Regions from separate parts of the Homo sapiens genome. Here region 2 is linked to region 1. A link is an interaction called in ENCODE POLR2A ChIA-PET data of the cell type or tissue named here. Cell type or tissue: OCI-LY7. All regions are shown on one strand. Links, peaks and the distances in the headings refer to the core of each region. The heading gives the core; the rest is flanking DNA.

What was found. ChIA-PET counts read pairs that join two places held together with the same protein. Peaks named below come from ENCODE experiments on the same cell type or tissue, not always from the same donor. Only the 100,000 strongest peaks of a DNase experiment are listed, where the experiment ranks them.
Region 2: POLR2A ChIA-PET joins it to region 1 with 13 read pairs; 2 of 35 experiments call an interaction of 5 or more read pairs at or near these places.

The regions. Positions count from the first base shown.
Region 1 is chrX:46,453,837-46,460,101 of GRCh38, forward strand. All of the region lies in intron 3 of KRABD4 (KRAB domain containing 4), which reads left to right. It also overlaps the pseudogene VEZTP1. Among named protein-coding and RNA genes, the nearest start is that of KRABD4, 9.7 kb to the left of the region's middle. In OCI-LY7, for the core only: no CTCF peak of the experiment used is centred there; no DNase peak of the experiment used is centred there.
Region 2 is chrX:46,742,038-46,748,302 of GRCh38, forward strand. All of the region lies in intron 1 of SLC9A7 (solute carrier family 9 member A7), which reads right to left. Among named protein-coding and RNA genes, the nearest start is that of SLC9A7, 14 kb to the right of the region's middle. In OCI-LY7, for the core only: no CTCF peak of the experiment used is centred there; no DNase peak of the experiment used is centred there; H3K4me3 peaks cover 448 bases; H3K27ac peaks cover 1,224 bases.

The DNA of each region.
Region 1 (6,265 bases), core at 806-4,805:
ACTTATTTCCAAGATCAGTTATACCACAAATAAAACCACAGTTTATTCAATAGAGCCCTTACCTTTCTCTTTTTTTCCTGAAAGATCTGCCATTTACAGGGAACTACTAATTTCAGATCAGTTACTCAAACCAGGGTTATTCCTGTAAATGTACATCTTAACTTTATATATAGTAGGTGTACACTCATATTCCCTCTCTAGTCTTGAAGCTAAACACTTTCACAAAAGAAACAACCTAAAATCACTTCATGTGAATCTTGGTTCTTACTTTTCTTCTACCTCATTTGTTCTTCCTCCTCATCACAAAAATTATCTTCCTGCATGGTGGTAAAGGAGAGAGATCTAGCAGCCACTTCTACAGCAAAGCCATCAGTGAAGGTAAAATTCAGTGACAGCTGTAGCTGTGCCAGCCTCTGCTGAATGGAAGTCTGTAAGGACTCCCTGGGAGATGGAGGGGTAGTGGCCAGAACGCCTCCATCTGCTTGAGATTCATCTTCGCCCTCACATTGGTAACACATTCTGTCTTCTCTCCTTGGAGGAAGACTTCATTTGCAGAATTGTCTTTATTTTTACCCTCTAGATCAAGCTTGTCCAACCCATGGCCCCGGGCCACATGCAGCCGAGGACAGCTTTGAATGCAGCCCAACACAATTCGTAAACTTTCTTTAAACATTATGAGATTTTTGGCTGGGCGCGGTGGCTCATGCCTGTAATCCCAGCACTTTGGGAGGCCGAGGCAGGCGGATCACAAGGTCAGGAGTTTGAGACCAGCCTGACCAACATGGTGAAACCCCGTCTCTACTAAAAATACAAAAATTAGCTGGGCGTGGTGGTGCGTGCCTGTAATCCCAGCTACTCGGGAGGCTGAGGCAGAATTGCTTGAACCCAGGAGGCAGAGGTTGCAGTGAGCTGAGATCGCGCCACTGCACTCCAGCCTGGGTGACAGAGCGAGATTCTGTCTCAAAAAAACAAAAACAAACAACAATAAAAAACATTATGACATTTTATTGTAGTTTTTTTTTATTTTTATTTTTTTTAGCTTATCAGCTGTCATTAGTGTTAGTGTATTTTATGTGTGGCCCAAGACAGTTCTTCTTCCAGTATGGCCCAGGGAAGCCAAAAGATTGGACACCCCTGCTCTAGAGAGTCTTCACATAAATACTCAGTCTTACTTACTTCATTGTCACTTGTGGAGTGTTTACTATTTTCCTCTTCAGTATCATTTTTACTGAATTTTCCTGTATCTGAATTCATTGATGGTTCTGAATTACTTGTGGGTTCCACTAGGTTTACAGGAGACAAGGATTTCAACACAGCATGATCACTAAGTAGAAGTTATAACCACTTCTGCCTTTCTGCCTCTGAAGCTTTAAATCCCAGCACAGATTTTAATTCTTAGAGCACCCTCTTGGATTCTTCATGCTCGTGCTTCTGTCTTTCTTTGTCTTCCTGAGACAAGTAATAAAAATCATCCTTTCTGCAATCACTGTCAATATCTATATCATCTACATAAGCTTCTAAGTCCTATTCATCCTCCTCAGGGAGTGGATCTTTGTCGGCAATGTGTAGAGTAGGCTGCATCAAAGTTACCACTGTACAGTATGGGTTTTCACACACTACCTCAGGCTTGCCTTTTTTAAATCTGTATTTCTTCATAGCAGTTTGTCCACCTGAGAAATGGCCTCTTCCCAGCAATTGTTGCTAGTTTAAACATGGGGCTGAATCAACTTTAATTTCTGTTCTAGGATTTGATAAGCCTCTGACACTGTTCTTGTTTCTTTAATACAAAAAAGCTTTTCAAATTTATCTTCGAGAATTATTACCTTATTCAGTAATGCTTTCACATGGAGCTGCAAGTTGTACACTGCTGTGTGAACGTTATTCAGTTCTTTTGACTTCTGTTGAGTTTTGGATAAACACTGGTACTGACTGGTGCTGAGTTTCAAAGTACTGATAGAATTCAGAGTTGCTCTTAAGCTCTTCCAAACAGGCATAGTAAGCATGAGGTAGACCTTGAGTCAAATCAGATAACATATGATGAGGCAAAAGTGCTGAAGTAAGTAAGGGCCCAGGAGGTGAATTGGCTGTAGGAAGTAATAAGACTAACCATCTGTAGAATTCTGAACGCTGCCATCCAGAGTTGGAACAAAACCTTCAATGTAGGCAGGCTAAAGTCATCTGTAAAGTTAGGTGCTTCCTCTTCTGAAATCTACTCTTCACTAAGTCCAAGGCCCAGCTCCTTAAAAGGCACGACACAGATATAGCTGGTTGCATTGTCACTTTCAGAGTTCAGGGGGTAGTTTTTCAGCATCTATAGGATAGATAGCCTTGCTGCTTGGAAGTTCTGTAGACAGCTTTCCAGAGACTGATGAGGTACTGAGTGGGATGCCATCCAGCTTTATTAAATGGGATAAATAATCATTTATCATTTAATAATAATTTAATAATGTATTATTAAATTATTATATATTTTATAAATATAAAGTATAATTTATTAATTATTATAAATTTAATAATTTATTATTAATCATTTAATAAATTATCTCATTTATTAAATGGGATAAAGCACTGACCCTGTCAAGCAAAAGTATAAATCCTCTGGAAATCACTTCAGTTTCTTGAATGAGATGTAAAGCTTTTCTTACAAGGTTAGTAAAAGCTCAGCTATTTGCTGCCATATCTTCCAAGTGAACATTGTATTTTTTTCAGGTCACTTGTAGTTTAGCTGTCCTCCATACTCTCAAAGCTCTTATGACCAAATAAACAAATAGAATCACTCCCCATACCAGCCAGGAAGATAACATCCACCAAGCAGGAAGCATAACGAGCAAACTAATGAAGGCAAATAGCATTGAGACATCCCAAATATTAGGGGTTGCCAGGGAGCAAAGTGTTGGAAGGTGTCCACTTTCCTGTTGTTGAGGTTGTCCTGCTTACAGGATACTGGAATCAAGTAGCTCAGTGAGCTCCACATCCTCTTGAAACAGGACTTCCTGTTGCAGGATGGTATGTAATGAGTTGAGTCGGAATCCAATATCCAACTTGTGAAGTAAGTCATCTTTCTTACTGCGCTGAGAAAAAACCCAACTTCTGGTGGTTTTAGCCACTTTTAACAGAATGCGTTGCTTAATAACCCATTCCCTGAGCATGCCAGTAAGTGGAGTTTATGTTCACCGAGTGATTACTGTATCCCAGGTATTTTGGTAGGACTCTTGTAGGAGGCTTTTGTTGTCCCTCCGTGGCGCATTTTTCTGTTTTTGGTGACAAAGAACATATTTCAAAGTCTGTGTGTCCCGGATCCTGTAAGTACTGATAAAGCGGAGAATTCCAAAAGCTACCTCCTTGTCAAACTCCAATGTCATCCTTCTCTGCCATGCCACCCACTTCAGCACGATGGGAAATCAGAAGAAACATTTTTAATGAAGATGGGAAACCTAGAAACCATAACGAGAAAGATTGTCAGATTAAACTGTATTAAAATGTTAAAACCCGTAGAATCAAAAGACATATTTGAGGCTGAGAGAAAATACATGCAATGCATATGATATGCAAAGGATTCATATATAGAAAATGAAAAAGGATGAAAGAAGATGAAAAATGTGGTGGACATATAGTCAAAAAGATAAGGCAAGCAATTTATGAGAAAAAAGTGTGATGCCATTTGAAAAGATGTTTACTTTCCCCAGTTTTCAAGCCATGAAAACAGGGCTGATTTTCATTCCTCCCTTTCTGTTGCATTCCAACAAATGAACCCAGTCTCAGCCCTTCTACTGTTTGCCTTTCAGAGTTTTTTTTTTTTTTTTTTTTTTATATATACAAAACCACAACATTTTGCATGGGTTGTTTTTAATGAAAATATGCTCCTCCTATGCTTTTCTGTTTTGGGGTTTTTGTTTTTTGTTTGTTTGTTTGTTTGTTTGTTTTTTGAGATGGAGTTTCGCTGTGTCACCCAGGCTGGAGTGCAGTGGCACAGTCGGCTCACCGCAACCTCCACTTCTCGGGTTCAAGCGATTCTCCCGCTCAGCCTCCCAAGTAGCTGGGATTACAGGTGCCTGCCACCACGCCCAGCTAATTTTTGTATTTTTAGTAGAGATGAGGTTTCACCATGTTGGCCAGTCTGGTGTCAAACTCCTGACCTCAAGTGGTCCACCCGCCTTGGCCTCTCAAAGTGCTGGGATTACAGGCATGAGCCACCGCACCTGGCCCCGACGTTAGAAATTTCTAAGCACAATGAAAATCTTAAAAATTATCAAACATCCATATCAAAGTGAGAAAAATATTTGAAGTATACATAACAATGGGCTGCCTTCTTTTATACACTAAAATTCTAACAAATCATTGAAGATCACACCTAATATATAGCTGAAAGAATATGAAATGTATGTAGAATAGTATACCATGTATCATACTTCATATTCTTAAACATTAAAAAGGTTGATAATAGTACAGTCAAGTATGTAGAAAAAACACCAAAGAAGTTATAAACTGTATACAGCATTTTGTGGTGGAACAGTTGGTTTACATATATCAACATTTACAATGCAAATACCCTTAACACAGTAATGCCCTTTCTAGAATTTTACCCTAGACCTTTAATATATCAATAAGACAAGACAACCCAACAGAATGAAGACTCATAGTAACAGAAATATTAGTGGCCTAGAAACATACAAAAAGATTATAATCCTCACTAAAACTCACATACCTGCTGTCATTTATCTGTAAGAGTGGTAAACTTTGAAAAGATAGATAAGAGCCACTGTGGATGAGAGTACTGGCTGGTTGAGAGGTAATTTGGCTGTACTTATTAAATATCTTTTTCTTATTTTAATCAGCAGTTGCATTGATAGGACTCCATCCTAGTGAAATATTTATATGTCCACAAAGATTTCCAAAGCAGTTCTATTCATACTAGCAAAAAGTAGAAGGAGAAAGCCCTAAGTGTCCCATGTTCCTGAGAATCCAATAATGGTAGAATGATAGCTATACTACCAGGTGGCATTGCTTATGATAAAAATGACCCCTGATTGGTAAACAAACTTCACATGGATGAGGAGGACTATAGAATAGTTAAATAAATTGCCACATCCATACTCTGGAACTGTTATGATAAAAATTGACTCATATGTAAGAATGTCTGGGATACTTTTGTCTAAGTGAAAAAAACCAAAGTTCAGAAAAGCATAGTAGGAGCAGCCGGGCATGGTGACTCACACCTGTAATCCCAGCACTTTGGGAGGCCGAGGTGGGTGGATCACCTGAGATCAGGAGTTCAAGACCAGCCTGGCCAACATGGTGAAACCCTGTCTCTACTAAAAATACAAAAAATTAGCCAGGCATGGTGGCGCATGCCTGTAATCCCACCTACTCATGAGGCTGAAGCAGGAGAATTGCTTGAACCTGGGGGGCAGAGGTTGCAGTGAGCCAAGATAGTGCCACGGCACTCCAGCCTGGGCAACAGAGCGAGACTGTCTCAAAAAAAAAAAAAGAAAAAAAAAAAAGAAATTTCTGATGTCTAGGTAGTCAAGTTTATCACTCTGTAGCTATGTATTTTCTGAATTTGGGGATTGCTTAGAAAGGCCATCAGCCACTACAAAACTATCAAAACTTTTAACTTATCTATCATTTTTATGGTTATTTTGTACACATTTAAATCTCTAATCCATCTGTAATTTACTTGGGGGCTCAGAGTAAGATGAGTAATTTACTTTTATGGAGTTTCTTCCCTCCATAAATGCCTAGCCAGATTTTCCTAATGACATCTTTTCTGCAGAGATTTAAGATACTTTTATTATGAAGTAACCTCTGACACTGTACTTCTAGGATCTGTTAGTGGTTATTAACTCTCATTATCATTGTCATGTTTAGCTATGTGTTACTGGAAGCCTGATAATGGAATGACGGCTGTTTTACTAGGTCTGAGAGATAGGGAAGGAAACCCAAGTTTTTCCTACTGTCTCCTCTCACTTGACACAACACTTCTGACACCATATGTAATCCCAGGCCCCAGGCTGTTCCCTCACATACCAAGCAGTTTTCCCTGGACACCAGCTCGGTGTGCTGTGAAGTCAATTCCATTCTGACACCATCTACCTGGAGTTAGCGTGAGCTCCCACAGGTTGAGGGCTTAGTCCCACAAGACTGCCCTGACTTGAGATGCCAGTCACAAGTAGGGTGTCACCTATACATCTGACTGATGGGCCACAAATTGGGGGTTCCCATGAACCCCTCCTGAAGATTGATTAATTTGCTAGAGTGAGTTTCA
Region 2 (6,265 bases), core at 1,388-5,387, 290 kb after region 1:
CAACATTAGGGAAATATAAATTAAAACCACAATGAGATACTGCTATTCATCTATTAGAATAGCTAAAATTAAAAATGCTAACAATACCGAGTTCTAAAGAGAATGTGGAGCACTAAACTCTTACATGTTGCTAGATGGAATGTACAGTTGCCCTAGAAAACAGTTCGGCAGGTTTCTTATAAAGTTAAACATATGCCTACCCTCTGACCCAGCAATCCCATTCCTGGGTATTTACCATAGAAAAATAAAAACTTACATTCATACAAAAACCTGTACAGTAATGTTTATAGCAGCCCTATTCATAATTATCAAAAACTCGAAACAAGCCTAGTGTTCTTCAACTGGCAAATAAACTGTGATACATTCATAAAATGGAATCCCACAGAGAAAAAAAAAAAGACCTAATTATAGATACATGCAACAACAAGGGTGAATCTCCAAGGCATTATGAAGAGTGAAAAGGCTAGTCCCAAAATGTTACATACTGTACAATTCCATTTATATGACATATTTGAAAAGACAAAATTACAGTGATGGAGACTAGATCAGTGGTTGTCCAAGTGATGTGGTAGTACAAGAGAGTTTTTTACACTGGAACAAGTCTTCATCTTGGTTGTGGTGGTGGTTACACATATCTATCTATCTATATGTTAAAATTCATAAAACTGTATATCAAAAGTAAAAAGTCAATTTTACTTGTGATAATGTTAAAAATTAAATTAATAAATCTGACCAGGTGTTGTGGCTCATGCCTATAATCCCAACACATTGGGAGGCCAAGGTGGGAGGATCACTTGAGCCCAGGCATTCAAGACCAGCCTGAGCAACACAGTGAGATCCTATCTCTACAAAAAGTTCTTAAAAATTAGCCGGGCGTGGTGGCATGCACCTGTAATCCCAACTACTCAGGAGGCTGAGGCAGGAGATCACTTGAATCCAGGAGTGTGAGGCTGCAGTGAGCTGTGATCATGCTACTGCACTCCAGCCTGGGTGACACAGTGAGACCCCATCTCAAAAAAAAAAAATTAATGAGCCTAAAAAGGTAATGATGAAAAAAATAAGAGTGTGGATGAAACTGAGGAAGCCTCAAGAACACAAAAAGCTAACAGCCAGTTGACACCACATATTACTCTGCAGGAAAAAGTTAATATAACAGGCCTGATGTTGCTATCTCTAGGAGGGCATGCCTGCATGACCTCATATTCCAATAGGTCCTGGGAACTTGGCCTGTGAGATATTACCTATGCTACTAATTGATAAGGTTGTTTTGTGTGCCTGGAACACTGAATTCTGCTGTACCAGCCAGGCTAAATTGCTTTTGCAAATGTGATTTATGGTGAACACCTGCTTTCCTTCTGAAACTCAGAAATTTCAATAAGAACGCCTGATCAGCCCTCAATACAGAAAAGCCTGTGTCTTAAGCAAGCTTCCCTAAACAGAAACACTGCATATGTGCCGCTACATTTAATTGCAGGTGGAAAAAGTTTGTTCTATGCAGCCCCACCCCCAACCTCCTAAGGGAGAACTTAGGAAGCTCACATTTACTCTTTCAGGCTCCACCCATTATGTCTTTTTCTCCTGCTGATCTTGCTGTGTATGTTTTCACTGTAATAAGTCATGGCTTTAATACAACTGTCTCTGGATCCTGTGAGTCTTTCTGGCACATCATCAAATGCATGGGTAGTTGTTAGATGCCCCAAAGTTCCCAAATATAAGCAACACTTTAAATCTGAATCTTTTCCTCAAATCCTTTCTCTGGCCCTGTACTGTCTACTCTTTGGCCTCCCCTAGAATCCCAAGCAGTGCCACATTCATCATAGGTACGAACATCTGCACCAAGTCCTCAAAACAGCCCTGTATGTCACACCCAAGTTCCAAGTGCAACTCAGTGCCTGATGTAAAAGTTACATTCAGGTTCAGCAGCAAATAACAAAAACCCATTTCTCTCTTACTTATAAGAAATACATAAGTATTCAGTCCAAATCTGGCATGGCAGCTCTATGCTATCAGAGACTACAGCGTCATCTATTTTATTGTATTGCCAGAAGTGTTCTCCATTCCCACGGTTACCTCTTGACCAAATACAGCTGCTGGAGCTCTAGCCATTACATCCACATTCCAGGAAGCAGACAGAAGGCATGGTAGAAGAGGGGCACGCCCCTTTCCTTTAAGAATACTTTGCATAAATCCCACATACTTCTCCTCCTACCTTTGGCCAGAACTTGATCACATAACTACACCCAGCTGCAAGACAGGCCAGGAAATGTAGTTTTCTTATTGCACAGCAATATGCTGAGCTAATTAGAACAGGGTTCTACTGGAACAATGAAAGGAACAATGGATATTGGGAGGTAACTGGAGTCTGCTACACCTCGTTCATTCTACACTCAACAAAAGTAATCTGAGAATCAATCCTTTTAATAACCCAAGACAATTTGAAGTAAATGTGTCTTTACCTAAAATTAGTTTTAGGGGTAGATATGAAGAAGTAAAAGGAGAAAATTTGTTGACTATGAACCTGAAGTTACACACTAGTTAGATGTTTCTCGATCTCTAGCTTCTCAGTGAAAATATGTGATAAGAGCCTATGATACAATTTGAAAGACTACCTCTGGGACATTTACTATCTCAGTAACATGTTAAGTTTAACAAAACATAGCGCTTAACACTGTTCTTCCCCAAAGGTTGCAGTGTCTCTGAAGATATACAGAATCTTAATTTTTTAAAAATACCGTGTTTGGTAAAGAGCATTAGCAAAATAGCAGAGTAGACAGCTCCAAAGTCCCATCCCTCCACAGAAACATTGAAGAACAACCAGAAGCTGTCAGAGCCAATTTTGTCAGAATTCTAGAAAAGAGTCAAAGGTTTACAGCAACCAAGTGAACAATGACTCAAGAACAAGACAACTTTAAAATGGTAGGAAGGCTGTGTAGCAAAATAGCAGAGTAGACAGCTCCAAACTCCCATTCCTCCACAGAAACATTGAAAAACAAGCAGAAGCTGTCAGAGCCAATTTTGTCAGAATTCTAGAAGAGAGTCAAAGGTTTACAGCAACCAAGTGAACAATGACTCAAGAACAAGGCAACTTTAAAATGGCAGGAAGGCTGTGTGGCATTTTGCTTGCCCTTGTCCCACCCCCTCACCAGCTCAGCAGTGGTCTTGAACACAGCAGCCAATATCCCCTGGTCCCTGGTTCCAGATGGAGCAGAGCAGGGCTTGTTTGCAATTTTTTGTGTTTGTTCTAACCTGTCTGAAGACTACCCAAAGGAATGACTTGAGGTTCTCATCTCCATTTTGCCTAACTTGGAGCCCACTCATAGCGGACAAGCAGCAAGCATTGCTTGAAAAATGTTGTAAGGTAGGCCAAACAAACAAACTAACAAAAACACCCTGCAGCTACCTGGGAGGAAAAGTATGGGCCATTCAAAGGAAAAAAATTGATAGAAACTATCCCTGAGGAGGCTGAGACACTGGATATATGAGATGAAAACTTTAAATCAGCTGTCTTAAATATGCTTAATGAATGAAAGGCAGTGGCTCACGCCTGTAATCCCAACACTTTGGTAGGCTGAGGCAGGAGGATTGCTTAAGGCCAGGAGTCCAAGACCAGCCTAGGCAACATAGTAAGCACTTGTCTCTATAAAAAAAAAATTTTTAATTAGCCAAACATGGTGGTATGTGCCTGTAGTCCTATCTACTTGGGAAACTGAGGCAGAAGGATCACTTGAGCCCAGGAGTTCAAGGTTATAGTGAGCTGCAATTACACCACTGCACTCCAGCCTGGGTGACAGAGACCCTGTCTCTATTAAAAAAAAAAAAAAACTAAAGGAAACCACAGACAAATAAATAAAGGAAGCCAGGAAAACAATGTATGAACAAAATAAGAATATCAGTAAAGAGACAGAAATTATAAAAAAGAAGCATTAGAATTCTGAAGCCAAAAAGTACAGTAACTTAAATGAAAAATGTACTACAGCAAAGGAAACAATCAAGAAAAAAAAAACAGGTCGGGCGCAGTGGCTCACGCCTGTAATCCCAGCACTTTGGGAGGCCAAGGTGGGCAGATCTCTTGAGGTCAGGAGTTTGAGACCAGCCTGGTCAACATGCAAAACCCTATTTCTACTGAAAATACAAAAAAAAAATTAGTTGGGCGTGGTGGTGGGCACCTGTAATCCCAGCTACTCGGGAGGCTGAGGCAGGAGAATCGCTTGAACCCGGGAGGCAGAGGTTGCAGTAAGCAGAGATGGTGCCACTGCACTCCAGGCTGGGCGACAGAGCGAGACACCATCTCAAAACAAACAAACAAACAAACAAAAAACAGTGCACAGAATGGGAAAAAATAATTGCAAACTATCCATCCAACAAGAGATTAATAACCAGAATATATAAGGAGCTCAAACAACTTAACAGCAAAAAAAAAATCCTATTAAAAATGAGCAAAAGATTTAAATAAACATTTCTCAAAAGAAGACATATAAATGGCCAACCAGCATATGAAAAAATGCTCAACATCACTAATCATCAGAGGAATGCAAATAAGAACTACAATTTTATATCATCTCACCCCAGTTAAAACGGCTTTTATCAAGAAGACAGGCAACAACAGATGACAACATGGATGTGGAGAAAGGGGAACCCTCATACACAGTTGGTGGGAATGTATATTAATACAATCACTATGGAGAACAGTTTGGAGGTTCCTCAAGAACTAAAACTAGAACAACCACATGATCTAGCAATTCCACTTACTGGGTATATACCCAAAACAAAGGAAATCAATATAATAAAGAAACATGTGCACTCCTGTGTTTGTTGCAGCATTGTTCACAATAACCAAAATATGGAATCAACCTAAGTGCCCATTAATGGACGAATGAATAAAGAAAATGTGGTATATATACACAATGGAATATTATTCAGCCATAAAAAAGAATGAAATCCTCTTGCTCACAGTAGGATGGATGGAACTGGAGGTCATTATGTTAAGTGAAATAAGCCAGGCACAGAAAGATAAATATCACATGCTCTCACTCATATGTGGGGGCCAGAAAAGTGGATTTTATGAAGATAAAGAGTAGACTAGTTGTTACCAGAGGCCAGGAAGGGTAGGGAGGAGGGACGAAGAGAAAGTGATTAATGAGTACACATATACAGTTTGGTGGAAGAAACAAAGCCTAGTGTTTGGTAGATCAGTAGGGTGACCACAGTTTACAATAATCTCTGTGCATTTTGAAATAGCTAGAAGGGAATAATGCAAATGTTTCTAGCATATAGAAAAGACAAATATTTAAGGTGATGGGCATCTCAAATATACTGATTTAATCTTCACAAATTATACAAATTTATTAAATTATAACATACCTCAAAACTATGTACATCTATTATGCATCAATTTTTAAATTGTTTTAAAATAAAGCAACATGAAATAATTCGTTTATAAACAAAATAATATTGTTTTTAAAAAAACAGGTAAACATAACAATTTGGGTTTCAAACTCCTCATTTTTCCTACATGATTAAAAAAGCAAATGCAAAAAAAATTATAAACCTATGTTAATGAGCACACAATATATAAATATCTGCTCTTTGACAATGACAATATAATGGAAGGAGGCAGAGATTAATATTCAGAATATATAAAGAATTCCTATAACTCAATGACAAAAAAACCCTGATTAAAAATGGCAAAGAATTTGAATAGACATTTCTCCAAATAAAATATACAGATAGCCAAAAAGTACATGAAGGGAAATACAAATAAGTCATTAGGGGAATACAAGTCAAAGCCACAACAAGATACCACTTCACACCTACTAGGGTGGCTATCATTTTTTTTTAAATGGAAAACAACAAGTGTTGAAGAGGATGTGGACAAATTAGAATCTTTGTGCATTGTGGTGGGAATACAAAATGGTACAGCTACTGTGGAAAACAGTTTGGTGGTTCCTCAAAAAGTCAAACATAGAATTACCATATGACCTAGCAATTCCACTCCTAGGTATACAGCCAAAAGGAATGAAAACAAATGGCCAGGTACAGTGGCTCATGCCTGTAATCCCAGCACTTTGGGAGGCCGAGGTGGGTGAATCACCTGAAGTCAGGAGTTCGAGACCAGCCTGACTAACATGATGAAACCCCATCTCTACTAAAAATACAAAATTAGCTGGGCGTGGTGGCACATGCCTGTAATCCCAGCTACTTGGGAGGATGAGGCAGGAGAACTGCTTGAACCTGGGAGGCAGAAGTTGCAGTGAGCCGAGATTGC